Regions from separate parts of the Homo sapiens genome. Here region 2 is linked to region 1. A link is a loop called in an ENCODE intact Hi-C map of the cell type or tissue named here. Cell type or tissue: prostate gland. All regions are shown on one strand. Links, peaks and the distances in the headings refer to the core of each region. The heading gives the core; the rest is flanking DNA.

The links. Hi-C counts contacts between places; a loop is a spot of excess contacts. Peaks named below come from ENCODE experiments on the same cell type or tissue, not always from the same donor. Only the 100,000 strongest peaks of a DNase experiment are listed, where the experiment ranks them.
Region 2: a loop joins it to region 1, with 2.8 times the contacts of the local background. A loop is called at or near these places in 2 of 110 quality-filtered maps.

The regions. Positions count from the first base shown.
Region 1 is chr7:27,231,779-27,239,616 of GRCh38, reverse strand. No RefSeq gene overlaps it. Among named protein-coding and RNA genes, the nearest start is that of EVX1, 7.1 kb to the left of the region's middle. In prostate gland, for the core only: CTCF peaks have their summits at 3,861 and 4,060 (motif pointing left); DNase peaks (open chromatin) are centred at 3,809 and 4,126; H3K4me3 peaks cover 1,061 bases; H3K27ac peaks cover 765 bases.
Region 2 is chr7:27,390,299-27,398,136 of GRCh38, reverse strand. The region is part of intron 1 of LOC105375207 (a long non-coding RNA gene); the gene reads right to left. Among named protein-coding and RNA genes, the nearest start is that of EVX1-AS, 150 kb to the right of the region's middle. In prostate gland, for the core only: no CTCF peak of the experiment used is centred there; no DNase peak of the experiment used is centred there.

The sequences.
Region 1 (7,838 bases), core at 2,559-5,058:
AGATAAGATGCGCGGGTCGTTTTAAATGGAATCGGAAGCCGGGCATAGGCCCCCAGACGCGCGGGTCAGCTGGAACAGCTTCGCTCCTGAAGAAAACCGGGCTCGGAAAAGCGGCGCGTGTGGGGCCTGCCTCCGCAGTCTGCCCGCCCGGCTCGGGGGAGATGGCCCGCGGCCCCGATCACCCTCCCCAGCCTGCAGCGGGCCTTTCAACGGCGACAGGGCCCCGAGAAGGGAGAGAGCGAGGAGTCCTGAGCCGGGGGCCAGGAGCTGGCTTGTCGGCTCAGGTGTCGGTGAAAATGTGATCAGGAAAAAAATGTTTTCGCTTCTCTTTGGTTAAAAAGTAAGAACAAAGGGAGCTTCCTTCTAAACAATAAGCGTGGTCTGGCTGTCGTGAATATTAGTCTTGGGCCCTCCGTCATCTTCCAGGCCGTGGTGGGGGCGCCAGACTGCTGGGTCCTCGCGGTGGGGACAGCCGGAGGTGGGTGGTTCTGGGACCCGCTTCCCCCTTCTGCCTTGGCAGCTGCTGATGCCCTTTTGGGAACCTAGTGCCACTGCTGGGTGCACCCCTGGGGAATAAGGTCGAGTGGATCTCACACTTGCAGGTAGATGAGGGTTGACCACTCCTGTCACCTCCTTGCACTGCAGTGGAATCTGCTGAGAAAGTCGGTGGCAGCTGTGTAACTGTGGCAGGCACCGTGGAACACTTTCTCCTTCAGACAGGGGGAAACTGCGGCTTCTGGAACTCTGATTTTGAAGAGTGCCCCCTCCTCTCCACCCTCCTGGAATGGAGGGCCAGGTCCTGGGAGGCAGCTGACCCTGCTGCACTCCTGCCTGTACACCTGTCTGCCTGGGCTCCTTAAGGCCAGCCTGGTAGCTTCCTGGCCCTGTGCTAAGGATGTCTGGTCCACATCCCCATTCCCACCACTGGCCCATCCTAGGGCTGGAGGACCCAGGGTGAGACTGGCAGCTGAAGACCTCCCCAAGCTCAAGGTTTGCTGCCACCTCAGCCACTGACTGGAAGGGCCCAGTGCAGTTTGTGTCCAAGAGCAATTCTCCAACACCCAAGCACCCAAAGGCTCAGACATCTCCCTCCTCAACCCTAGCAGAGATGCTATGGATTCTTCTTCTTCATTATTGTCCTGAAGTTTGCTTTTATTACAAAGAACATCAACACCCATTTCTCATTTAATCTAACAATCTCATTTAATTTAACAGTCCTTTAAAAGGCCTCAAGAGTCCACAGTGCATTTTTTCCTACAGTTGTAGAATGACTAGTGGTCTTGACTCAGATAGCTAGGTCAGGGCTGAGTGTCAAACCAAGCTCAGTCTCCCTTCCAAGGCCATGTCCCTCCCTGGCCTTCAGGGATGCCTCAACCCCCAGCAATGCTTTAACTCTCCATAAGGCAACCCTCCACAAAGCCTCAGCCTTTACTGGGGTTTAGGCAGGTCTGTGGGCCTCTCAGAGAGTGTCCCTCCTGCCCTTAGAAGCACCTGCATGGCTGGAAGGCTCAGGGCCCACACAGCTGGATGGACTAGTCCTCACCCTGCCACCCCCATCCCTCACCCACACCACACATACTTTTCCAGGAGGGCAAAGAGAAATCCCTCTTAGAAGTCTGGAGTTCCCACATGATAAGAGCAGTCACTGCTCTAAGCGTTTCACATGTATTAGCTCTCCAGCCTCACAACAGGCTCTGAGGAAGACAGCATGAATCATCTCTATTTTGTGGCTGAGAAACCCAAAGCACAGACAGAAAGCTGATGTGTAAATGAGCATCAGGATTCAACCCCTCCCTCCAGCTCAAAGGCCACTTTCACAATTTGAGAATTAGGAAGGTGCTAAGCATTGCCTTCTGAGACTTCTCTTCCAAAAATTTATCTTGTGATTTTTTGTGACCAAGGCCTCTTCTCTACCTCATTTCTAGATTAACTCATGGAGGGGGTTGGGAGAGCCACCCTCAGGAATGTAGGGTAGGAGAACTGCTCTGCCGAAGCATGTGGGAAGGGTCTCAGGGCCTGAGGCCAGAATGTCAGAAATATCAGTGCAGCTGCTGATCCTGGAGACCCTAAGAGACAAAGCCCAGTCCCTCTCTGACCATTGCAATCCACTGAGGCCCTGAGAACATTTCTGGAAAGGAGCAGGACTCACCAAGGTCACCCAGGCAGTTTTAACCTCTTAGGTATGGCCCCTTCACATAGCCATCAGCCCTCTTCCCACGAAAATGCAGAGGCAGAGAAGTTGGCCTTCAGTTCCCAGATCCCCCACACCCTTGGAGCCACCATACTCCAGGCACAATTCCCTGAGCCATTTCATAGAGTACCCTTTACCAGGGTATTTTCCCTTACATGGCTGCTACCCCCTTCAAATTGACCTCCAGGATTGATTGGTCCAAGGGGCAAAACCCAAGAGTCTGGCCAGGCCTGGTCACACCTGCAACCTGGCTGGGGACATCCTTTATGTTCTGCATGTGCCTCCATCCAAACCTCTAGGCTCTGGACCTGCATCAGGGAGAGAATCACCCCGCTGGGGTTTCTCCTGTAAAAGACAGGACTCGGCTTGGGCTGACCTTCCTTTGGGATAAAGGAAACCCAGAGTCCAGGGAACTGTCCTGTTATTATCACTGTATTACAACATTGCTTCATTTACATTATTGAGAAGAGATTGGAGTGGGGTCAGGGGAGGATATGTTTTCAGGATCTTTTGTTTGTTTTTAATAGATTTTGTCCAGGCACAAATCCTTTCCAAGCACTGGGCTATCCAAGGGCCAGACAAACCTGACCACCTTGCTCCCCCTACTCCCAGTCCCCTGCCATGGGGCACCATCTCCACCCTCTTCCACCCCTGCACTGTAAGAGGGAACCTGCCCACTGCAGCGCCTGTCAGGGCCACCCAACAAGGGCAATGCAGGACCACAAATCTGGGTGGAGGCATCATTTCGGGCTGTGGAGTAGTAGAGGACAACTCGATGGTCCCAAAATTCTTCCTCCAGGGTGCGGGTGTCTCTCTGTCTCTGTGTGCTCTCTGACCCTGTGTCTCTCTCAGTTCCCAAGCTGAGGAGGCCAAAGCCCCTTCCCCTCTCCTGGGCCCGGAAGACGGAAGACTCGGTGGCGCCTAATAAGGAGTAGAGGAGTCGGTTTACCAGGTGTGGGATGAGAGAACTGCCCCGACGCCCCCTTTCCCCACCCCAGGCAAGGAAGTCCAGCTGGTTGGGCTGGCTTAGCCTCTCCCTCCCGTGAAATGGAAAACTCTCTCTATGCGGAGTTCTGGGGACTGACTTGCCTAGAGACCCCTCCTGGCCCAGACTAGTCCCCACTCCCCTCCTACTGAGCTTCTGAGCGTCCGACGAGGCACAGTCCCTCCCGTCGTGCAGCGGGAAAACGGACTCCCCGAGAGGTTGAGGAATTTGCTCAGAGTTACACAGTGGGGAAGAGGCCAAGCCAGGATTTTAACGCAAGTTGTCCAGACTCCAAGGGCCAGATTCTCCTCTGACATTAACGCCGTGCCCCAGGACCATGGACTGCTTTCCCTAACACCCAGACAGAAAACTGCGATGCCTTGGGTATGATTGAAAGACCCAGATAGGGATCCCCCTTCCCAAGTGGGTTGGGCGGATGCGGCCGCTGTCCCCGCGGGCGGTGAGCGACGCGCGGGAGCCAGGTGAGGTTGGTATCCGGGGAGCAAGGCACGAAGGCCGGGTGGCTCACCGGGAGGGGCCTCAGGGCGCCGCGACGTGGAGGGACTGCGCGATCCCAGCCCAGAAGCCTGGCGGTGAGTCTGTGCGGGTGAGTTTCAGAGGGTGGGGGAGCGGCTATCAGGGGCGTGTTGCAGCGGGAGGAGGGTAGGACGGATGCCAGCCCAGAAGCCAGGGAGCCGCTGGCTCAGGACTGAAGCACGCGCCACAGGTTGGGCTCCGGCCGGGAGTATCAGTCCCTCCCCTTGCCCCAGGTGCTGCCTGGAGCCCCTTGAGGGTCCCTTTCCATCCTGGGAGCTGGTCGGCCGCCTTGTCCTTTCTCCGCGGCCCCTTTCTGCGCCCTCCGCCCCTCGCCGCCTCGGTGACAAAGCGCAGCTCCCGAACTGCTGTCTTGGTGCGCCCCCCACTGCCGATCGCCAGAGGCGGAAGTCGCGGCGAGTCCCAGCATCCTTGCTGGCTCGGATCCCGCGGCTCTGCCCGGAGCAGCGGCCCCAATCCCCCATCCCCAGAGGGCAGCCTGTTCCACCAGGCCCTATGCGCCCGCTCTCTGAGCTGGACCCTAAGCGGGATGGGTGATAGGTCAGAGCCACTTAACCTCGGCTTCTCTAGACAGTGATTAACCGCGGTGGGGCGGGAAGTATCAAGCAGTTCTCCTGCGAGCTCCTTCCTCCCAACCCCACCCCACCCCGCCCTGTCGTTTGAGAGGAAACGCTGAACACTTTCCCCCAAACTCCCCCCGCCACCACATATCAGCCAAGGTCTGGATAAGGAGAGTCTCATGGGTGAGAGTGCCTGGTCAGCCTATATGTTCAATCATGCCACCAACACACTAGTAGGCCCCATTTGTTGTGGCTCAGGAAGTCCAGGCTGTGGGAAGCCCCTGGACTCTCCTATCTCTGTAGCTCCTTGGACTCTTTCTTGGGCCTCACTTACGTCTGAGGACCATTTCTAATAAGACAGCCTTACAGCAACTCTTCTCAGATTCCCTATGACAGTGATTGTGGTCCCCACGTCACCTGGGAACTAACTAGAAATGCAATTCCTGAGGCCCCACTCTGGACCTATTGAATCAGAAATTTTGGGGGTGGGCCCAGCAATGTTTTAACAAGCCCTTCAAGTGATTCTAATGCACACTCAAGTTTAAGAACTGCAGCCCTACGAATTTCATTATTCGACTTGATAAGTTTCTGTGATTCTCCATTCTGCCTGGAATGGCTTTATTTTTTTTTTTATGTTATTTGTTTGAGATGGGGGTCTCACTGTATTGTCCAGGCTGGTCTCGAACTCCTGGGCTCAAGCATTCCTCCCACCTTGGCCTCCCAAGTGCTGTGATTACAGGCATGAGCCCCTGCACCCAGCCTGGAATGGCTTTTTGAAAGTGTATCTTTAAAAAAAAAAAAAATCCCTAGTACAGATTTATGCATCTGTTACCCCCTGCTCCTTCCACCTTATCACCTCCATGTAGATCTTTGTGCACTAACTTATTACCTAATGATGCCATTATCTAACTTAGCTTCTCACTCACCCTCTCATTCATCCACTGCCTAAGGACATGGAAATCCTCACTCTGTGACAGCAGGTTAGAAACTGCTCTGGAACTGCAGGAGCTGGAGGAGGGTGGAAAACTTGCCCTACCTAGAGATTTCTTTCACAAAAGGGGACCAGAGGCCTTGAAATATGATTGGCTTGCTGGCTCTAAAATGGAGAAGGCCAGGCATGGTGGCTCACGGCGGTAATCCCAGCACTTTGGGAGGCCGAGGCGGGCAGATCACCTGAGCTCAGGCATTCAAGACCAGCCTGGCCAACATGGTGAAACCCTGTCTCTATTAAAAATGCAAAAATTAGGCAGGCATGGTAGTGGGCACCTGTAATCCCAGCTACTCGGGAGGCTGAGGCGGGGAGAATTGCTTCAATCAGGGAGGTGGAGGTTGCAGCCAAGATCATGCCACTGCACTCCAGCCTGGGTGACAGAGCTAGAGTCTGTCTCAAAAAGAAAGCAAATGGTTTTAGTAGGAGCCAAAAGGGCCTCAGCCATGTAGCTGTAGATATAGATGCTTTTTCATTCAGTCATATTTTTCTAGTATCAGGCTTACTCTGGGATGCTATTTGATAAGTTAAAGTTACAGCAAATGTTGTAAATTAGGCAGTATGGGGCCAAGGTGCCACCAAGAATACCCGAGAGTAATACCCTATATCCAAGAATAAAGATACCTACAAATATCTTCTGTGTACTGGATAGCACACATGTATTATGGCACTTAATTCTTACAACTCCAGCAGGTAAGAGACTACATAATTATCATCCCCATTCTATGGATGGAGAAGCTAAGTCAAAGAAGGGTTAAATGCTTGCTCAGGATCACATAGCCTATTAGTGGCAGAGATGAAATTTGAATCCTAGCAGTGTCATGCCAGGAGCCAGGCTCCTACTCATTAGGCTCAGTCCCTGCCTGTGACTACCGTGTGATCTCAAAAGATAGATTTCATTTCCAAAGGTGACCAAACTAGTTGAAGCCCTGGAAGAACACTGGAACTTCTTCTAGGAGAACTACTATCAGTATTAATAATAATTAACAGTTAGATGGTCTCTTCCAAGTAACATTTTCACACTCACTGACCCATTTGATACAATAGTCTTATCAAATGGAAAGAGCAGCTATTATTATAATCCCCACTTTACAGATGAGGAAGCTGAGACCCAGAGAGATTAGGATCACTCAGCTAATACATGGCAAATCAGGGAACACCGTTACTCCTTTTGACTACGTTGTCTCTGTTTCTTATTTTTCTTTCATTTCCACTTCAGACACATATTCACAGATCATCATATTAATCCTTAACTTCCATCTATTACTTTAGGCTGCTCAGGTGGACTTCTGTGTCCAGCAGTTTTCTTGTTTGTTTGTTTTGTTTTGTTTTGTTTGAGACAGAGTCTCGCTCTGTCACCAGGCTGGAGTGCAATGGCATGATTTTGGCTCACTGCAACCTCCACCTCCCATCTTTAAGCAATTCTCCTGCCTCAGCCTCCCAAGTAGCTGGGACTACAGGTGTGCACCACCACCCCTGGCTAATTTTTGTATTTTTATTTTTTATTATTTATTTATTTATTTTTTGAGACAGAGTTTTGTTCTTGTTGCCCAGGCTGGAGTGCAATGGCACGATCTCAGCTCATTGCAACCTCCGCCTCCCGGCTTCAAGAGATTCTCCTGCCTCAGCCTCCCAAGTAGCTAGGATTACAGGCATGCGCCACTACACCCGGCTAATTTTTTGTATTTTTTTTAGTAGACACGGGGTTTCTCCATGTTGGTCAGGCTGGTCTTGAACTCCTGACCTCAGGTGATCCACGTGCCTCGGCCTCCCAAAGTGCTGGGATTACAAGCGTGAGCCACCGCACCTGGCCTATTAATTTGTGTATTTTAGTAGAGATGGGGTTTCACCATGTTGGCCAGGCTGGTCTTGAACTCCTGACCTTGTGATCTGCCTGCCTCATCCTACCCAAGTGCTGGGATTACAGGCGTGAGTCACCATGCCCGGCCATGTCCAGCATTTTATTAGCTCCTCTCCAGGTTCCTAATAAAGTTGGAGGGGCCAGAATTGTTCTTTTCAGTTTCCAGTTGAGGAAGCCAAGATTCAGAGAGTTCAGAGGACTTGGCCAAGTTCACAGAGCCATGACAAGAATCAGTCTCAGACTCTTCATGGAGCAAGAGTATGAATTTTGTAAAGAATTCTACAGAATGAATAAATTATTCTTAGTCCCTGCCTCATCCTTGAGGCCTGGAAATACTGATAGATGCACAAACAAAAGGCAGATGGTTGTGAAATGCTACCAACACTTTTAATTACACATGGCGTAACGTTTTTGTTTTTGTTTTTGTTTTGAGATGGTGTCTTGCTCTGTCACCCAGGCTGGAGTGCAATGGCATAATCTTGGCTCACTGCAATCTCCGCCTCCTGGGTTCAAGTGATTCTCCTGCCTCAGCCTCCCGAGTAGCTGGGACTACAGGCACGCACCACCGCACCTGGCTAATTTTTTTTTTTTTTTGAGACAGAGTCTTGCTCTGTCACCCAGGCTGGAGTGCAGTGGCACAATCTCGGCTCACTGCAAACTCCGCCTCCCGGGTTCAAGCAATTCCCTGCCTCAGCCTC
Region 2 (7,838 bases), core at 1,765-4,264, 160 kb before region 1:
TCATACCACTACACTCTAGTCTGAGTGACAGAGCACGATCCTGTCTTAAAATATACACACACACACTGCAGTATGTTAATAGACACTGTGCCAGTATTTTCTGAAGGCTGTATATTACTGCATATGGACATTTTAAATCATTATGAGGGCCACTTTAACTGTTAGTAGCTCCTCAAATAACACAACAAAAATATGCATTTTGGCAAAGAAAAAGATAATTGTGTGTTTAACAATAACATAGGGTGTAGACACATGCCACGTCTATGTGTCCATCTTGCACACACATGATGGGAATGGAAAAAATGGAGAGAGGAAACAGAGTACCTGGAAACATGATGAGAAGAGTTTATAGAGAGATTGGTTCAGCAGACGGAGGTGGGGTGCTCCCTTAACCACAGAAACCTTTACTGATGAGGTTTCTGCACCTAACTGAGGTTTCTGCCCAGTCACATCATGTCCATTGTAGGATGAGATACGCCATCTGTGAAGGCCATCTGAGAAGGTCCTAAGGCCCTGTACTAACATACTGCAAGCAAGTCCAGCCCTCCCTGCATAGATACAACCCATTGATCAGAGTCCCAGGCAGTGTTCCCACTGCTGTGGAGACTGTGGCTACAGAGGTCCTTGGCATGAATTTCCCCGGAGAACTCTTTTCCTCCTGTCTCCACATACTCCCTTTTCTACTAGGCTTGTCCTCTTCTTTCCAGCAACAAAACGAAACTTGGTATGGCTATGGTTCCTATGTGAAAATGAGCAGGGATTCAGACAAGGCTGTTGCCTTGGTAGGGTGGGCCCCCTGAATTTTTTTTACTGTGAGCCATGAAGACCTTCCAGAGAGAACTCATTATAAGGGATGATGAAACCTAACACCCTGAGCTATAAGAGCTGCTTGGGACCAGTGATTCTGAGGACAGGATGGTGTCTTTTAGCTAGAGTCGTCTCCTGGCTGTCCCCCATTGGAATCGTTGTGGGTCTGGTGTAGGGCTGGGGTTTGCTGTCACAGTACAAGGTAACAAGGCTAATCAAGACAAGAGAGAGAAATGATTATGGGGCAGTTAACTGGACATGCATGTGACATACCCCTAAGAACTATGACACGACTATTGGACATATTTACAGCACTCTCTTTCCATGAGTGGGGACAGGAGTGTGGTACACCTGTGAGAACTGGCTCAAATGAGAGCTGGTGGCATCTGAGTTGTTATTGTTGTGTAATTCAATTTGTACTTCAGGATGAGAAGCCCTGGAAAAATCAAGGCCCCACTGTCCAATCAGAGGCTCCCCAGGATGCACCGTGCACATGGTTTAAAACCAACATCATTTCCACCATGTGGTCTTGGGTTGGCAACATCACCACCACCTGAGTTCCCATTAGACATGCAGACTCTCAGACCGCACCTCAGACCTACTGAGTCAGAACCTCCACTTAAGAGACCCCCTGAGCTTCCTCTGCACATCCAAGTTTGAGGGGCGCTACTCCATAGCAGTGGTCCTCAGTGTTGGCCACACAGCAGAACAACCCTGGGAGCTTTAAAAACTCCTGATGCCTGGGTCCTATTCCTAGAGGTGTTTGCACTTATGATCCCGAATACAGGTATGTTTTAGCTTATGCAACAGAAATATTTATGAAAAATAATGTGCAATGACATGTTAGTAGCTTGAACCATATTTTCATAGCTATATTAACATTTCAAAAGCCCTTTAAGTCTATTCCTTCTGTTAATATTTTATGTCATATTAACATAAGACATACTTACTATTTTAAGAATCTTTTGTTGTAAAGCACCTATTTATAAAGTAACAGCCCCACCTAACTTTTCCGAGATTAAATTTTCATACACTAGGCTTCTTTGACATGAAGGTTTATCAGACACCTCACACGTATGTTGCATGACCTTGTCACTTTAAGTATCATATTCTCGTATTTAAATCTCAGACCCAGCCATAATAAATTCTCCCCTTCTCCCTGTGTGCCTGAAAATGTCCGTCTGTGACAGCACCTTCTTTATTTGCCAATGTCCCTCTGTTAAAGCACCTTCTTCATTTGCTCTGCCACAAATTGTGTTCTGTGGTCTATTTATTTGCCTCCCACTAGACTTTATGTGCCTTGAGGAGTGACACAATGTGAGCATCTCAATGTCATGTCCATACAAGGTACTCAACAGATGCTTGCTGAGTGCATGATGGGTGGCCAGGTGTGCAAAGGAATGGTGCCAAAGGGAGATGTGGGATGTCCTCAGTGCCTCCACCACCTGGTCAGGGAGGCCACATTGCCCTAGTCGAGCACTGTTGAGAGCCGGGTAAGCAAATCTCCCCCTGCTTCTCCTGCCTGCCCCCTTCTCTCCCTGCTGGACTCCATAGCAGTGGCCCTGCTCCTATGTAGGGGAGCTGCTGTCGTTTACCTGTGGGCACAAGCTTCAGTCTCTGCAGTGCTCCTTGGCTCTCACTCAGGGGCCTGGGTTTTCCTTTTCTATTGTGCAGAGCTGTATTGTCACCTTCTCTCTCCTTTTTGTTTTGGAGAAAAGAAGACAACCCCCTCCTCCAACATTCCATCTTTCCTCAAACATCTCCAAAGAAGGTGTCCAAATAGGGAAGACCCAGCTGAATCAAAATCAATGTGCTAGACAGGATTTGTGGCCACAAAGTCCATGTGGCCAAGACTTCCTCTGATTTGACCAGGCAGAATTAGGTCATCAATCAACGGGGAGTCATCTCAGGACAATGCTGGGATGATGATCAAAACCGCCACTTCGCACAAATTTGATTTTGAAGTTAGTGCTTTGAATGTCTTAACCAATACTTATTGACGGGAGGAGGGAAAGGGAAGGAAAAAGGAAGGAAGAAAGGGTGGAAAGAAGGACAGGAGGGTGGAGAGAGGAGGGGAAGAAGGAAGTTGTTCTTATACTCAGAAAACATTTTTGCCCATGAAACCAAGTGTTGCATTACAAGGAAAAAATTGGAAAATGCCCTGTGGTGGAAAACTATACATGGAGTGATGAGTAGAATAACTTATTCTCTAAATAGCTGACATAACAGAAAATATCACCAAACAGTGTTGCTTTCCGCAAAGAATATGTTTGTATTGGATTACAGAGAGGAGGCTAGAAGAGCAGGGTCATCCTAACCTTCTGGCTTGACTGATGGAATTCAACTTTGCAGTGTGGGAAACAGAAACTCTGATGTCTGTGTTTTTCTTTAATGTCTCATTCTATCATTGGTCCTTTTCTTGTTAATAATTTTTAAAATGTAGTTAACGACTGGATTTTCCATTCGAAATGACATACTTTCCCCTACCTCAAGTGTAGCTTCATTTTTTTGGTTGATGATACAGCCCTTATACAAAACAACAGAGTACTCCCCTTTGCCTTTGCTACGTTAGTGTTTCCTCTTCTACCTCCAAGAGGTATCAGAGGATCAGGCAGAAGCAAGGTTAAAAACCACGCATTGACTGTACATTGAAAAATAAGAGAAATGCCCAAAGAAAAATCTAGAAGTCTTCTAATCAAGGCAGCATGCATCTCTCACATCTACTTCTCCAGGCTGGTGTGTACCACTCCTTGCCCTCTGGTTCCCTCACTCGCTTGTGTGTGACCCTGTGGCAGGACCACAGGAAGTGATGGGTGAACCCAGGGAGCCTTGGGGTACCAGCTTACCTCGGATATGAGGGAGAATTGGAACAGATGTCCCCCATCCACACCTACACCCTGCAATCATTCTGTCAGAGTGCAGGTCTGATGCCATCGTGCTCCCATTCAAGCCTCTGTTGCCCCTCACGTGCCAGCCCTCCATAACATCTCCTCCTGCCCATTCAGCCTCATCCTTCAATGCCTCCTCATCAATGAAGGGCAAGGATCCTTCTCTCAGTTTCTCAAATTCTCCACTCTCTCCCCTGCCTCAAGGCCTTCACTCCTGAGCTTCTGCAGAGGAAGCTCTGCTCTTCTCCAGCTGACTCTAGTTTAAGTGTCACTTCCTGAAGAAAACTTTTCCTAACCCCCAAATTTGGTCAGATACCCCTGCTTTATGTACATATATCACCCTGTACATCTATCTCCCGGTGCTTATGATACTGGAAAGTAATAGATTCATTGGCGAATTCATTTCAACGTATATTTTGCTTACCAGATGGTAAGCTGCGTAAGAGCTGAGCCCATGTTTCTCTTGCTCAGCATTATAAAACCAGCCCAGCACCTCGTGCATAACAGGCACTCAGTAGATATCTGTTGCTGTTGTTGTTGAATAAACAAATAAATAAAGTGGCATTTTGATCCCAATGTTGGTTTCCACAATGGTGCCCATTTCTCAGGATACATCTTAGGCTCTGATCATGTGTGCAGCAGGGAAAAAGCATCTGTGATGGTAACAGAAGATCAGAGCCCTGAAATAAACAGGAGCTTTTGTACACAGCACAAAGGATAAATGTAGTTTTAGAAAGAATCATGGAAAGATATGAAGATGGGGAGAAGTAGACAAGAAATACTAAGTGCAGCAAGTATAAGGAGCACAGCACCCTGGCTCTGTGCCATCGGAGGGCCTCTGAGGAGGACCTGGGTGGGGCCTGCTGGAAGGATGGAGGGGGAAGGAACTCTGGCCAGTGGCAGAGGCACAGCTGGAAGCCTCTGATATTAGCACAACAAATTCATCCATCCAGGTCAGCCCAGGCAAAGTCCAGGGCCAGATTTAGATGCTAGAGAAAAGGTGGACTTTCCTAAGGCCAGGAATAAAGAACTGCTAGCAAGAGAGGAGGCAAGGAAGAAAGTGAACTGTCAGAACTCTGACATTAAAAATAAAATCATAAAGTGAATGTATGTGACTAACAGGCCAGCACTGGAGTCAATGTTAAAAGGCCATTTATTTTTCCATATCACAAAACACAAATTACTAAATTTGCAATATGAATGCTTTATTGTACTCTAAAAATTCTGAATTCTTTAGACTGCTCTTTTCCTGTTCCAAAAAAGCTATTTTAAAAGCTCACATTAGAATATTTTATAACTCTTTTATCCCTCCTGAACATCTGTGAACTGGAAAGAATATAGTATACTACAGAAACAATCCATTTAAAGAAAAACAATTAAAATGAAAACTACTTCCATTTCTGTGGCATAAAACTCTAATTCTCTCTCCTTTGCAATTTTATTACCAACCTGACATGATATAGTCACAGCTTCACTTACACACAATGTTAATTTTACTCATATGCTACTTAATCTTCAAAACATTGCAGAATAACATTTTTCTTTAGTAATTTATCATTTACTAGGATAAGGCAATGTGTTTAGAGGATGTTAGAGTTTTTTAAAAGTTTGCATTTATCTCAGTCCTGAAATGTGCTCTGGGTGCTATTAAAATATATCATTTATACACTTTCACATTTAACTATATTAACTATACCTTAACTAGACATTTATTAAGAGCAGCATATTTATTTCCCATTCAGGACTTTTTAAATCTGCAAAGTCAGCTCTATGGAAATGAACAATTTTTGCCGGCCTTACACTGTGTAATAGGTTAAACTGAGCAGAAACCTTGGGCTCCATTGTAGTGGGATACACAATTGCATATCTTTTCTAAGCTTCCTAAATCATTCTCTCTTGCAGAACTTCTCATCATTCCACCAGCTGCCAGGGATATGTTATGAACTCTAAATAAGTTCATGACAGCTCTCCATTCACTCATTCATTCATCATTTATCAAATATCTTCTACATATAGAGATTGAAAGATGAACACATCTGACTTCAAGATCCTTCTCTTGAGGTGTATAATGAAAGCCTCATTTCCTCTTGCTAATTTTATTTTTACTTATATAAAAATATAACACATGTGCACATAGCTTTGTAAGCTTTCCAAAGGCCAGCACTTTTAAATTTTAGCCATTTATTTGAGTTTTTACCTTCATAGCTTTGAATACTATGTTTCTACTGCTATTTTTTGATTTTTCAGTTTTGTTTTATTTTATTTTGAGACGGAGTCTCGCTCTGTCAGTCAGGCTAGAGTACAGTGGCGCGATCTCAGCTCACTGCAACTTCCACCTCCTGGGTTCAAGCAATTCTCCTGCCTCAGCCTCCCAATTAGCTGGGATTACAGGCATGTGCCACCACACCTGGCTAATCTTTGTATTTTTAGTAGAGACAGGGTTTCACCATGTTGGCCAGGCTGGTCTCGAACTCCTGACCTCAGATGGTCTGCCCGCCTCAGCCTCCCAAAATGCTGGAATTACAGGTGTGAGACACTGCACCCAGCCATGATTTTTCAGTTTTAGATAGCATCCACTGATTCTCAGTTATGGAAGATACCGGTTTTATTTTCTTATACTGTCTCCTCCCCACACACACCAAACACTTGCCCTCCCCTTGAACATCCCAATATATATAGCATTATGATGAATAAGTAAATATTAATCATAGTTAAGCCTTAGTAGTAAAATATAATTCCATTTCCTTTTTCATATAGCTGTTTGCTTTCCCTGGAGATTATAATTGCTTTGTTTTCTCATTTGTATAATTAATGGGACCCTAAATCCTCTGACAGAACTGTAAAATCTCCTCTGGGAACGTTCAAGTACACCAGGTTGTTGCTGCTGCTTCTACTTCTTTAACACCTAGAGAAACGGTTCCTGAAAGTATCATGTTTTCTATTTCTTTAAGACATTAACCTTGGAGTCTTTTGTTCCCCTGCCACCATCTGGACTGGTCGCTCCCTAGGCCTGTTAACCTGTCAGGCTGAGACTTCTCTCTACTCTCATCCTGGAAATGTCCTTTATCTCTCTCCTGTGTTGGATTCCTGTTTCCCCAACCCTAGGTCTTTTTCTTCCTTGACTTCTACCCTGTTTTAGTGGAGTACATCCTCCAGTAGCTTCCTGAGAAGGGTACATGAGAGGCACAAAGTGCCTCCAAATCCTGAGCCTTTCTAGGGAGCTGTGGTACAAATAGCTTGTTTTTAATTGGCTTCTCCCCCATGGGCTTAGGTTTCAGCTTTTCCCAGCATGACAAAATCATCAAGGTGATCAGCCATCAAAATTTTGTTGAAATCTCTTATCTGCTGCAGTCTTCTCTCTAGTTCTTTTAGTCTTTGTGAGTTTAGGCCTTTTATGTTATTTTAGAGGCATTTCTGGAGGGAACGGAGATAAACACATGTGTTCCATTTACCATGTTTAGCCTGCAGTATAGTAATTTCCTTTTACAATACTGGAATTTAGTCCTGCAAATATGACTATTCCTCTAGTCTTTCATTTACTCAAATATAGAGAGAGCACCTACTATATGCCAGGCATGATTCTATACCCTAAAGATACAGCACTAAACAAAAACAACAGAACTCCCTACCCTCATGGAGCTTACACCCTAGAGGAGGGAGGGATGGACAATAAACAAAATAATGACTGAAATATATACCAAGAAAGGACAAAAACATTGAGTGACTTAGGGCAAACCTGAGAAAGTCTGATATTTACCCTAAATTGGGTCTTCTTTGACACAAGGTCTTATTCTGTCATCCAGGCTGGAGCGCAGAGGTGTGATCATGGCTCACTGCAGCCTCGACTTCCTGGCTCAAATGATCCTCCCCGCCTCAGCTACCCAGGTAGCTGGGATTATGGGCACAAGCCACCATATCTAGCTTTACTTTTTATTATTTTTATTTTTTGTAGAGGTGGAGTCTCATTGTATTATTCAAGCTGGTCTCAAACTGCTGGCCTCAAGTGATCCTCCTGCCTCAGTCTCCCAAAATGCTGTATTACAGGCATGAGCCACTGCATCTGGCCTAAAATAGCCTCCATTTCTTATCCTACCCTTTAGTTTTAGTTTGTGCTTGTGCTTCTAATTAGAAACAGGGTGATGG